2 separate regions of the Mus musculus genome follow, and region 2 is linked to region 1. A link is a contact called in ENCODE Hi-C or POLR2A ChIA-PET data. All regions are on one chromosome and are shown on one strand. Each heading gives the region's core, a stretch centred on a gene start or an enhancer-like site at or near the end of the contact. The rest is flanking DNA. Distances are from core to core; before and after follow the strand shown. Region 1 holds the start of Taf4 (TATA-box binding protein associated factor 4). Region 2 holds the start of Adrm1 (adhesion regulating molecule 1).

Region 1 (6,371 bases), core at 2,842-5,341:
CAAAGTTGGCCTTCAGAACCCCAGCCCATAACCCCTCCAGAACTCCACCCTGAGCTGCCTGAGAATCTATCTGCCCAACAACTCAGGCAGACCCAAATGTGGTGAGCCACTAATCCACATCCACGTGTGGGAACCAGCACCTGACACCTGTGTCACTCCAGAGCCACAGCATCCAAGCCAACAGAAGGAATGTTTGCTCCTACACAGAGAACCTATGATTTAGCCAAGTTCTAGAGCAACATGAGAGTAAATTCAATACCAAGGTAGAATGAGCACACGTAAAAGAAAATGCTAATTTGCCAAGTTAGAAAAACAGCCTGCAGGACAGCATCCTCACCCAGAACTCTCAAAGTCACCAGAGCACACACTAACTCTGAGGTTCTCTCACCTGCCCTTTTGACAACTATAGTCACACTGTGACATGCCTCTATCTCCTCCTGACATGTGCACCTGCCATCCAGCAATCTGAGAACTATCTAAAGCTCTCATTGTGGATCAAACTTAGACTTTGGCACCAGCAAACCACCAGCAAGTCACAACCACAGTAACATCCCAGTCCCTTTAGAAACTTGTCCTGACAGGGAAGATCGGGGCTCCGGTTGCTTAAAAAAATAAAAGAAATTAAAAAACAAGTTCAAGGTACTTATTAGAAGTTCCTGGTGAATGCTGAAGATTAAACTTGATCTCACAGACCTCAGGGTGAAGCCTGTGTCCCTCCCCTCCCCCAGCATGACCTCTCTCATGAGGGCACTGGGAGGGACTCAGCCCTTTTCACACTCCTCTCAACTGCCAATGGTATGCTATTCCACTTGACACCTATGTGTAGCCTTGAAACCTGCCTCCCCCTCTCTCTCCACTTTACCGTGCAAAGGCTGCTATTGGCTAAACAACGTTTTATTAGAACCTATTTTCATCTTTCCTGAGTATATTTTATTATAAAAGCTATCAATGAAGGAGGAACATCAGTTAGAAAAAGTTCTGCCTACGCAGTTACAGGACAAAACTAGGATGCTTGCATCCTCTGACTACGCCTCCCCGTCTTGTTTAAAAAGATGTCGGTTTTCTAGCACTGGTGGTAATGGTTTTAAGCACCAAACATTAGCTTAGCTTTGGGTGTTTTTAAAGTAAGGTAATCAATCAGCACTCCTTATCAAAACAGCAACAGAAGCCAGGGGTACAGAGGATGGGTGTGAGTTTTCTCTTTTTTAGAAAGCATGTGGGACTTTGAAGCAGAGCTCTGGGTGTCTGCTACACACCAGACTCTGCCCTACTCTCCAGCACAAGCATGGGGGCTGATGCAGACGCAGACGCAGAGACGTGCAAATAATGAACATGTTTACATTTCCCCCAAGGAGTTATCTTCTGCTCTACACGCCAACTCTGAACCTGACCTGGAAAAGGAGGCAGCAGTGGTGCAGACAGCAGCCAATGCCCTTTTCAAATGACATCGTCCTTCTCCCAGGGAGACGGACTTCACTTGTGCAGCACTCAAAAGCAAAGGAGCCAGGGTAAGCCAGGATTGCTATGGAAGGATGCCATGGGCACCTGACTAAGCCAGCTTTCCTGATAAAAGGACAATGTGGGCACATACTTGCATTGGGGAAGTCCGTGTTAAAGTACTGTGGCATTTCGAACAGCAGACTACAAGCACAAAATGCATCTTAAACTATAAATATCAGCCATACTTTCCACCCAGAGGTCAGAATGAAGATAATGAACAAGGCATTTCAATTTCACACACAAAACACACACACACACAGCCACCCCACACACACACACACACCCTGCTCACTTCTCAGCAAACCCCAGATGTGTGGCAAGAGACATCTGCAGTTCCTAGGCCTTATGTCACACCCAGCGCCTCCTCAGAGCATGGCAGCCCCTGCAACCTCTCAAACACTTCTGGGTCCTATATCCCCATAGATAGGGCAGGTATCTCTGGACCTTTGATGAGCCTTCCCAATCCTCATTGACTTCCACAGCAAAACCCAATTCTAAAGATGCTGTAGGTCTTTCAACGTGACCCAAACCACTTTTAAGAAAACAGGAGAGGACACAGTAGCAGCATGTTTTCTAATTCTCTACTACTGCCACCGCGGCGGGCGGGCGGGCGGGCGGCGCTGCTACTACTGCTTGCACATGTCACCGTGTAATACCGGAGGAGCGCACAGGGCTTGCTCCGGCCCAGGGTTCTGTGGGAACACTCCTGCAGAGGACTCTCAAACAAAAGCAGGCTACAAGCGAGGAAAGGAGCCACTCGACAAACCCAAGGGACCCTTAGGAATTCGAGGACAACAGAGTCAGAACATGTGTGGAATCTGCAAGAGCCGAGACAGCTCCTGTGTCCCAGAATCCACATCACCATGATCTCCTGCATCCGCAGACCCCTACGCACTAAGTGTCCTACTGACCTCCAGGGATGGCAACAACAAAAAACACCCAGGGTCCACTTTCAGGCACTGATGACCACTAAACGCCTGCTCCCAGCATGGAGTCCCCAACCGGCTTCCCTGGCAACAGGAAAGCCCATGCCGCCTTCCACAGACTTCATTAGCATGCCCGTGAGTAGTCGGTTCGCCCTCTCTTGACCTCACCTGAGGAAGGAGAGAGAAGGGCCCCTCGGCTATACGGTGGTAGCCCAGAGCATCCGAATGGGACAGCAGAGTTCCCCGAGGGATCTGGGAGCTCCAGGACTGGGACGCCCTCAAAACTGGCAGGTCACCTGGGCAGGGGCCGCCCCTCGGCCTCTCGGGCCACCCGACTAGGGCACGGTCCCAGAATGCAGCCCAGAACTTCCTGGAACGCCAGGGCAGCCTGGTGCACCCGCCCTCGGCCTCCCGCCGCGCGCTGCCACTCACCTGGGGGCAGCTGGAAGTTCTGGATGTTGGTCGGGTTCTGCGGCGGCTGCGGCAGGCGCGGGGCCAGCACGGTGGGCGTCAGCGTGGCCCGGATAGCGCCGGTGGTGGCCGCCGGCGTCCGAGGCAGGCTGGGGGTCGCCGCGGCCGCACCCTTCGCCAGCCCCGCGGGGGTCCCGGGCGCAGGCCCCGGCAGCGCGCCCGGCATGGCGGGCCCGAGCAGCACACTGCCCGCCGCGCCCCCGCCCGCGACCCCCGCCGCCGCCGCCGCCGCCGCCGGCCCCGGCCCGGGCCCCGGTCCGGGCTTGGGCGCCTCGGCCTTGGCCCCCTGCGCGCCCGCGCCCGGCTGGCCCAACCCCGCGGCGCCCCCGGAGGCCGCGGCGGGGGCAGGAGCGGCCCCGTTCTGCGCGGCGGCGGCAGCGGCGGCGGCGGCGGCAGCGGCAGCGGGTGACACGGGGGGCGCGGGCGCGGCGGGGTGCCCGGGCGGCCGGGCTGGCGCGACAGGCGCTGGGGGCGCGGGCGGCGGGGGCGCGGCGGGCGCGGGCGCGGCGGGCGGCGAGGGCGCGGCGGGCGCGGGGGCCGCCTGGATGACAGAGCCGGCGGCGGGCGGCGGCGCGGGCCCGTTGTTGACCGGGCTGACAGCAGGTGCGGCGTGCGGCGCGGTGGGCGGCGCGGCGCTCCCATTCAAAGTTTGCGCGGCGCCGGGGCCGGGCGGGCCAGGCGGGCCGGGCTTGGAGGCGCCGGGGCCGGCGGGTGGGGCGGCGGCGGCGGGATCCGGCCCCGCGACGGCGGCGGCGGTGGCGGCGGCAGCGGCAGCGGCGGCGGGGCAGGGCCCCGCGCTGGCCTCGGGCAGCGGCCTCAGCTTGGCGGGCGCCGGCGCGGGCCCTGCGGGGACAAGCAAGCGGCGCGGTGAGCTGGAGCCCGGGCGCCGCGGGCCCCCACCCGCCGGCCGCGCTCTACCTGCGGGGGGCGGCTCCGGCGCCGCTGCGGGCGCGCCCTCGGCGGAGGCGGCCGGCCCTGCGCCCGCGGCTCCGGCCGGGCTGCCGCTCACAACATGGTTCCCGAGCGCGCCGGCGGCCGCGGCCCGCAGCTCGGGCGTGCGCGGCGCGAGGTGGTGGTGGTGGGCCGCGCTGGCCGCCAGCTGCGACTCGAGCGAGCCCACCAGATCGCTCACCACTTTCTCGTCCACCTCGCTGTTGAAGAAGACCTCGTCCAGCAGATCCGAGCCCGCCGCCATCTTTCCTCCTCGCCGCCGCCGCCGCCGCCGCTCGGCCGAGCGCGCCTGGGCAGGAGGAGGTTCCAGCGGGGCGGGGGGCGGTGCGCGGGGCGGGCGGGGGCGCGGCGCGCAGGGAGGGGGGAGGGGCGGCCCACTGCGCAGGCGCGCCGACACGCACCGCCCACGCCCGCGCCCCTGTGGCCTCCGATTGGCTGCGGCGGGCTCTTAAAAGACGCGGCCAATGGCTGCGAGCGCCAGAGGCCGGGGAGCAGGCTAGGCGCTGGGTGCTGGTCGGCTGTTGGAGCGCTGGTGGGAATGGCAGCGGGGCCGGGAGAGCGGCGGCTCTAGGCGCCGGGTGGGTCGCGGCAGCCGGCTGCGGGGTTCGCCCTTTGTCTGCACCCTTCCAAAATGGCTGCGGCCAGGGCGGGCGGTGACAGCTGCGCGGGCGCTCCCGGGGCCCCGGCGGTCAGAGAGGAGCAGGAGTCCTGGCACGAAGGCGCTTTCGGGGCGGAGAGGTGCGCAGAGGACGCCGCGGACACGACGGGTCAGCTCCCCTGACTTACAGCGGTTAGTACGAGGGCCGTGCACACCCCGGACGAAGCTGGACATCCGGAAGCTGATTTGTTCTTTATTTACTTTTCTCGTGGGGGAGGGGGGGGTTGGTTGTAAATCCTCTAAACTGATGCTTGCTGGCACTTTGTAGGAACATTTTCGTTACCATTTCTCCCCTTTCTTTCTGGGTGTTTTCTTAACCAAAAGGCCGTCTTATTGGACATCGCTATGGATTTCGTCTTTCCTTTTTTTTTTTTTTTTTTTTGAAAAGGCCGAAAACAAATTCCAGATGGCAAAGCTTGTTGGGGACCTCAACGCAACTGACCTTCCTAGAATCATCGTCACCTCTGAAGAGACTTGCCACGGTCTGCACAGATCCAGCACTGGGGAATGAGGAATTTGACACTGTAATTTTTTTTTTTTCCTTTCGTGCCTTGAAAGAGACTCTTCCCACCAGCTTTTACTACCCACACACACCCTCCATGCACTCGGAAGATGAAGGCAGGAGGAAAAGGAGTTCAACCTTTGTTATGCATTTAGTTGGAGGCCAGCCTGGGGGTCTTGTGGGGCCCTGTATCAAAAAGGTGAGGTGAGAACTATTCTCTCAAAAGCAGAGTATAAACTCTCAGCCTGTGTGCTGATCCTGTCCCAGCCTTTTAAACTAAATGAGTTATATAACTACTATACAAACCCCACCCTACCCCAGCTGTCCTCTAAGCAATAGTCTACCTAAGGAACTGTGCGCCTTGAAGCCAAAAAACAAAACAAACAAACAAACCCCACAGTGCCCTCACTTGCAAAGTGTGCTTGGGAATCCTTAAATAACAGAAATTTTGTTCTTGAACATCAGCCTCCAGATTTGGAAAGCCAGTAAAAAGAAAGAGACAATGAGGAAGCAGGTTGGGTGCTAGAAGCCAGTATAGGCTTGACACACACTAGAAGGAACAGAAATTCACAGTTGTAAATAAAACCCACGAGTCTTCTTTTGACACAGGAGAACACGTTCAGGGCCAAGAGCATCATCCTGAGTGAGTGGGACACTACTTAGTCACAGCCCCCAGCCACAAGTCACAGAATTCTTTACTCTTGATAATGGTTTGAAGATTTTAAAGTGGACCAAAGGATCAGAAGGTTCTTGCTAATCCTCTTGATGCCGGTTAATGGGACCCACCAGTTAGGTGTACAGTAGCCTGTACCCCGAAGCCATTAGGTGACAGGGAGCACAACAATGAGAGCCATAGCAAAGCCCAGGCTCTGGAGCTCACAGGCCTCTTGGTACCACGGTACACAGCCTCCTTCCATTCTTAAGCATCTGCTAATGACACAGCCCCTGAGCCACCAAGACTTAAGTTACAGGTGCAGGGTTTAGGGTCTGTGCCCACCAGTCCCTTCATTCCTTGCTGCAGAGCCCAGTGTGGGAGCCACACATCTTTCAGGTAGCTGTTTTCAAGTGCAGAGCTCTTAAGACTGAAGTGGGTGGAGCTAAAAAGTCTCCTCCCCTCCTCAAAATCTATATGCAAGGGGCAGTAGACACTATTAAAGCCTTAACCTTTGTCACTCTGGAGACTGAAGAACAAATTTTCTTTAAATTGTCTCTCCCTTTGATACATTGCCATAGGCCATTATGACTTTCATAGTTTGAACTAGCATTAAAAGAGAAAAGGAAGAATCATTAAATATAAAGTATAAATAAAACACCCATTTTGTAGAAACAGGGGACAACCTTTTGCAAGTAGGTTCCTGCCACC
Region 2 (6,371 bases), core at 1,139-3,638, 190 kb after region 1:
TTTGTGACTCTAGTAGCAGCTTTGACATATGTGGCAAGTAACATTTGCTTGGGGCCACAACCAGGTTAGATTTTCTTCTTTTTCTCTTTGGCTGCTTCATGCTATAGTGTCAGCTTCTGACACCAGGCTCCACCACTGCCTTCTGGAAACTAAGATTCTCAGAAATGATGAGGGCTGCCTAGCACCACACAGAATTGTCACCTGCAAAGAAGTTTTGTTTATGTGGGCTTTAAACAGCCCGGGCTGCATCATCCCATTAAGGTTCTCAGCACCCACATGGTGACTTACATGTGTCTATAACTTCAGTCTTAAGGATCCCAGATAGCCCTCTTCTGGACTTTGCAGGCACCCAGCATGTACATATGTACACTCAGGCAAAACACCCATACACATAAGATGAAAACCAATTACAAAATCGAGCTGGAAATGTGACTTGGGGGTGAAGCACTTTTTTGGGGGGAGTTTACGAGACAGGGTTTCTCTGTGTAGCCCTGGCTGTCCTAGAACTCACTCTGTAGATCAGGCTAGCCTCCAACTCAAGAGATCCGCCTGCCTCTGCCTCCGAGTGCTGGAATTAAAGGTGTGCACCACCACACCCAGGTGGGGGTGAAGCAATTAACCAGGAATGTTTCGGCCCTGGGTTGGATAGCCAGCATGACAACAAGCAAAGATAAACTTTCAGTTTATGAACATAACAGTGAAGTGACAGCTCTATTTTCCAAACTGCTCCCAAATTAATTAAATCTTTAAAGAATGACTTAAAACATTTTATGTGTGTTTTGCCTACATGCATGTCTATACAATGTGTGTGTGTGCCTGGTGCTCACACAGGCCAGAAGAGGGCATCCGGTCTCATGGAACTGAGGTTCCAGACAGTTGTGAGCTGCCATATGGGTGCTGGAAATCAGACCTGGGGGCCTCTGCAAGAGCTGCCAGTGCTTTTAACCACGGAAGCATTTCCCCAGTCCCAATTAAATCTTTTAAATTGGTCTTGAACACTTGGCAGTTCTCCTGCCTCAGCCTTTTCAGGGCTGGGATTATCAGGCATGAGCCACCACACCTAACGAAATTCAAAGGTTTTTGTAGTAAAGCTGGAAACTGGGCCAGCGAGATGACTCAACAGGTAACATTGTTTGCCAGGCAAGTCTGGTAACCCAAGTCTGATCACAGGAACCCAGAGTGTAAAGAAGCAAGTTACTGAATGTTGTGCTTAGACTGCCACATGGGTGACACACACTTTTAAAAAAAGGAAACTACACAGGACAGAGTCCAACAAAAAGATGACAGACGCAAGCATGTAGAACTTACTGCATCAGAATTCCAAGCAGGAACTAAAGCGAGTGAGCCACAGTGGCGACAGAAATGCATCTTAGAGGCGGGACTCCCTCCAGCTCAGGCTGGCCTGGAACACGTTGGTGTCGGCGTCAGACAGTAGTAAGTGAGAAAAACTACTTTTCACCTTTGTTTCAGAAAAAGACCGCACACGTTTCACATATACACAGATGGTAACTTGTGGAGCATGCCAGAGAATTCAGCACTGCTTGGCCCTGGAGAGGGCTGGAGGGTGGGCCTGGGGCCTTAAAGCTGTCATAGAGGAAGCAAAGAAATGGAAGTGGTGTGTAAAAGAAACTGTGAGGACTCTTGGGCTTTACATTCTGCGAGCACCTCTGCCCTACAGGAAGGTGGTGGCACCCTACCTGACTAGCTACAAGCAGCCCTTAGACCCCACCCATCCGCGGTGCTCTGTGAACTTGTTCTTACAGCATTGAGCAACCCCATGCTACCTTCTCCACCCCACCTCCACTCCCCCATCCTGAGCAGCCGCTTGTACTTTCCTATAATGTATGTCAAATTAGCACAAAGTGACATGAAGCTGACACTTTCCTCGCTCTCGTGTCAAGAGACTACCTCCTACCTTTTAAACCATGTGACTATTTTATGTCTTGGGCCCTGACACCTCGCTCACCCAATAATGCAAATCAGACAGGCTGTCTCCCTGCGGTGTGGAGAGAGACAGGTCCATTCAGAACTAGATGGGTAACAGCGGACATCCGTCCCAGGGTACGTGTCACAGCTCAACCCCACGAGCACGTTGGTGTACGGTCCGGTGCCCATCACCCTGGTCTCGACCTCTGCAGCGCCGCCCCGCGGGGGCCCTTTCTGCGAGTCGTGGAGGCCGGGGCGCTGTTCCCAGCGCTGCCGCCAGGGGCCACCGCCGCTCCCCTATGACACAGCAACAATAGGGGCCGCTCTGGCCCGCGCTTCCGCCGGAAACAGGCCGCCGGCGCGGAGGCGGGCCGGATGCGATGGACGGTGACCAGGGCCAATCGGGACCTGGTCGGGGCCGGCCGCGCGGCTGACGGAACTCAATCCGCGGCGAGAGCGGCGGCGGGGCGGGCCAAGCACGGGCTTCCGGCGAGGCCCGGCAGGCGCCGAGGAGGAAGAGCGAGCCCGGACGGTGCCCCTAGGCCGAGTGTGAGCACCGCCAGGTAGGGGCCCGGTGGCGGCAGCGGCGGCTTAGGCGCACGCGGCTCCAGGCTGGGTCGAGCGGCGGGAGGACGGGACGCGGCAGCAGCCGGGGGGCCGAGTCAGTCCGGGCCGGCCGCCGGTGCCCCAGACGCGCCGGGGCCGGACGCAGCGAGGCTCCCTCCGCACGGGCGGGCAGTGACGTCGCGGGAGCAGGGGCTCCGCGGGGCTGCGCTCGGCCCTGCGCACAGCCCTGGCCTTGCGCAGCCTGGCGCGCTCCCGCTCCCGGGCAGTCGCGGGCCGACCGGCGTATGGGTGGGACATTGAGCACGCGACGCGGAACGACGGGCCTCGCTCTGTTTTTTCAGGATGACGACTTCAGGCGCTCTGTTCCCAAGCCTGGTGCCCGGCTCTCGGGGGTCTTCTACCAAATATTTGGTGGAGTTCCGGGCAGGAAAAATGTCATTAAAAGGAACTACGGTCACCCCAGATAAACGGAAAGGTCTCGTGTACATCCAGCAGACGGACGACTCCCTTATTCACTTCTGTTGGAAAGACAGGACCTCTGGGACCGTGGAGGATGTGAGTGCCTGTAGCCAGAACAGGCCAGCGGGGCAAGAGCAGGGAATATGGCTTCATCTTCCATAGATTAGTGTAGGGGTCCCAAGGTTGGCAGAGTGCTCCAGTCACTCTGTGAAGCCATGCACCCCGTGGTGACCATGGTTCTTAAGGTTTTAGCAGAGACAGCCTGCTGACAGGGTGATAGGGTGGGCTGGTGGCCTCAGCCCTGGCCTTAAACTTCCAGTCTTGTGGAGGAGTGTGCAGATATGACCCTCACCACAGCCTCGGGTAGTTTAGCGCTCTGAAGAGGCTGCTTTCCTTGGGGCTCTTTGTCTCCCAAAGTACATTGTTCTTTGTTACACTTAGGAGCAGCTAGCCAGAGTTGGTTGACCTTTTACTTCTTGGAACACAGTTCCAGAATGTTTCTGTTAAGTCGTCTGGTCCTCAGAGAGCACTTTTTCTATTCCTCCAGTCTGGGCCCTCTTCTGTTTGTCTTCACTGGGGTCTGAGACTTCTTGACTCCACCCTGTTATTGGGGTCCAGCAAATATTCAGGGACCTAAGCCTTGGTGGTACACACTTGTGTGCCTCTGTCTATCTGTCGTCTGACTGTCCTCCTTGTGTCGCCAGGACTTGATTATCTTTCCTGATGACTGTGAGTTCAAGCGGGTACCTCAGTGCCCCAGTGGGAGGGTCTACGTGCTCAAGTTTAAGGCAGGGTCCAAGCGGCTCTTCTTCTGGATGCAGGTAAGCAGGAGAGTGGTCTACTCTGTCTTTCCTTGTGATTCACTTGGGGTTACTTTCCCCACATTAGAAGGTGCTGACCTGGAGGGCCTGGTCTGGCTGCGTTCCTACCACGGTGGCTAGCTGGTGGTTAGGCACCGGAGCCCCGCTCGTGGACTTATCTGTAGGCACACAGCTCCAGGGCCTCAGGTCTTCCATTACTCCATGGCCACGAATTTTAGCTCCCAGAGGTGACGCCCTCTGTTCTCTCAGCAGTTGAACGTCCCCCACTTAAGCTCTTCTGTGCTGTGTGTTGCGAGGCCCTTCAGTGTCATGGCTCCTGCATCTCACCCACATCTGCAGTGTCCCTCAAATGCAGTCTCCACAGTCTGCCACCTGTTGGAGACCATTGGCATATTTGTGTTTCTTATACTGTTAATGTGGTTCTGCTGTGGTATGGGACATGGGCTCTCTCTTGGGTATGTGGGTCCAGTCTGGAGTCAGGGCTAGACTTGGGGTATGTTCAAGGGTGGGGTACACAGCCATTACCATTGTCATCCTGTGAAAGGGGGCAACAAGCAGCTATTTGTCTGCAAAGTACCAGGAGGGGAGGGGCTTCCTCTCAGCCTGGGTTCTGGTCACCTGAGCACAAGGATCTAGAACACAGAGAGGACAAGGGGTGTGGCCCCTTTGCCTGGTGGTGGGGATCAGTTCGTTCCCTGCACGGCTCACCAGGAGCCATACAGTGAAGGCACTGCAGTCTTGCATTGTGATCATTGGCTCTGGGGCCTTCTCACTGTTGCCATTGCTGTCCTATTGAGCTGTGCTGTCACATTTGTAGTGCTGCCTCTCCAGTCACTGTGTGCGCGCGCTGATTGAGGCTAGCTGGCCACATGGGTGCAGGGAGCCGCTCCTTGTGCAGACTGCTCAGCTTTGGCTCTTTGCATATGCTCTCTGGCAGGAGCCCAAGACTGACCAAGATGAGGAGCACTGCCGGAAAGTCAACGAGTGTCTGAACAACCCCCCCATGCCTGGGTCACTGGGAGCAAGTGGGAGTAGTGGCCATGAGCTTTCAGCACTGGGCGGTAATTATCACCTAGACCTGCGTGGGGCATTGTCCTTCAGTGACTGGGGACACTGTGAGGCAGAGCCTGCTTGATAAGTTCTGGTTCTTTCTTTCCTCCCATCTACACAGAGCTCACCTGCTCCCTGCTGCCTCCTTCCAGAGGCTGTTACTCCCTCAGTGGTTCTTGGGTAGGGCCAAGGCCAAGCATCTGCCATAGAGTGCAGTGCTCACAAGGGTCTAGGTCCTGGCCAAGGCCACCACAGCAGGCCCATGTCTGATTCCTGTGTTTACCAGGTGAGGGTGGCCTGCAGAGCCTGTTGGGGAACATGAGTCACAGCCAGCTTATGCAGCTCATCGGACCAGCCGGCCTGGGAGGACTGGGTAATGCCCCGCTGTCCCTGGCTCCCTCCCATAGGTGCCCTTTCAGTGCTTGCTTGCAGACCCGGGGTTTTCTCTCAGCCATGTCTGTGTGTTCCCTGTGCCGCTCCTTTGGAAGGTGCTTGTCTGCTGGGTGGGTGGAGAGGGCCTGGTCTAGCATGTGTATATGGAGTTTACCTGGGGTACAGCACAAGTGGTACAGTTACTTAGAAGGCACTGTTCTGGCTGAGATTGGCCTGTTCGTGAGTATGAGTGTGGGTGGGGTGGAAATGACCTAACTCAGTAGAATAGCTTTTAGAATGCAGACTAGTATGGCGTGGTCACTACAGCCTCTTGTGGCTACCTAACCCTCCCTGTTCATCCCTTGGTGTTGGTATTGGAATATGTAGCTTCTCTTACTGGTGGACATGGGTTAGTGTCTTCTCAAGTGGGCTGGAGGGTGTATCTAGCACACATTTCTTTATTTCTGTAGGTGGACTTGGGGCCCTCACTGGGCCAGGCCTGGCCAGCTTGCTGGGGAGCAGTGGACCTCCAGCCAGCAGCTCTTCATCCAGGTGAGCTCCATCCCCCAATGCCTGACATGAATACCAGGCACTACCTAGCACCAGCCAGCACCTTCTCCTTTTCTGAACTCACTCAGGAGATAGGGTAGAGGGTCCCCGTTACCTCAACTTGTTGCCTGGGGAGGTGGGCCTGCAGACCTGAGGAGTAAGTAGCCCTGAAGCATGGTGGGCCTAGCTGCTCCAGCCCTTGCTCACTTTCCCCAGCTCCCGGAGCCAGTCGGCAGCCGTCACCCCATCCTCCTCCACCTCTTCCGCTCGCGCCACCCCAGCCCCTTCTGCCCCAGCAGCTGCCTCGGCAACCAGCCCAAGCCCCGCACCCAGCTCAGGTAATGGAACCAGCACAGCAGCCAGCCCGACCCAGCCCATCCAGCTGAGCGACCTCCAGAGCATTCTGGCCACTATGAACGTGCCGGCAGGGCCAGGAGGCAGCCAGCAAGGTAAAGAGCTGTGGGTGGGTGCTCACAGGGTGAAGGACTGCTGACCATAAACTCCATGACTCCTGGAGATGTGGAGCCTGGTGTCCATGGCGTCCAGCCACACCTGCCTACCTCATGCTGCCCTGCGGACAGGCTCCCAGTCTCCTGCCCTCTGGGTGCCTGGGTTAGCATCAGGCCA

What was found. Hi-C counts contacts between places; a loop is a spot of excess contacts on that map. ChIA-PET counts read pairs that join two places held with the same protein, here RNA polymerase II (POLR2A).
Region 2: a map of heart shows a loop between it and region 1 (2.6-fold over the local background). The contact joins the promoter of Adrm1 here to the promoter of Taf4 in region 1. A Hi-C loop is called at or near these places in 1 of 37 maps with a recorded cell type or tissue (heart). POLR2A ChIA-PET finds 5 or more read pairs at or near these places in 1 of 5 experiments (embryonic stem cell).

What each region holds. Positions count from the first base shown.
Region 1 is chr2:179,972,555-179,978,925 of GRCm38, forward strand. It overlaps Taf4 (TATA-box binding protein associated factor 4), which reads right to left and starts at 4,092. Exons shown (of 15, transcript NM_001081092.1): 1 at 2,859-4,092. The coding sequence starts at 4,092. It overlaps 4921531C22Rik (RIKEN cDNA 4921531C22 gene), which reads left to right and starts at 4,299. Exons shown (of 2, transcript NR_033782.1): 1 at 4,299-4,638; 2 at 4,895-6,371.
Region 2 is chr2:180,169,200-180,175,570 of GRCm38, forward strand. Adrm1 (adhesion regulating molecule 1) reads left to right here and starts at 2,389. Exons shown (of 10, transcript NM_019822.3): 1 at 2,389-2,489; 2 at 2,835-3,048; 3 at 3,657-3,773; 4 at 4,711-4,834; 5 at 5,110-5,196; 6 at 5,666-5,747; 7 at 5,961-6,193. The coding sequence starts at 2,836. It overlaps Gm29886 (a long non-coding RNA gene), which reads right to left and starts at 2,051. Exons shown (of 4, transcript XR_867152.3): 1 at 1,967-2,051; 2 at 1,309-1,584.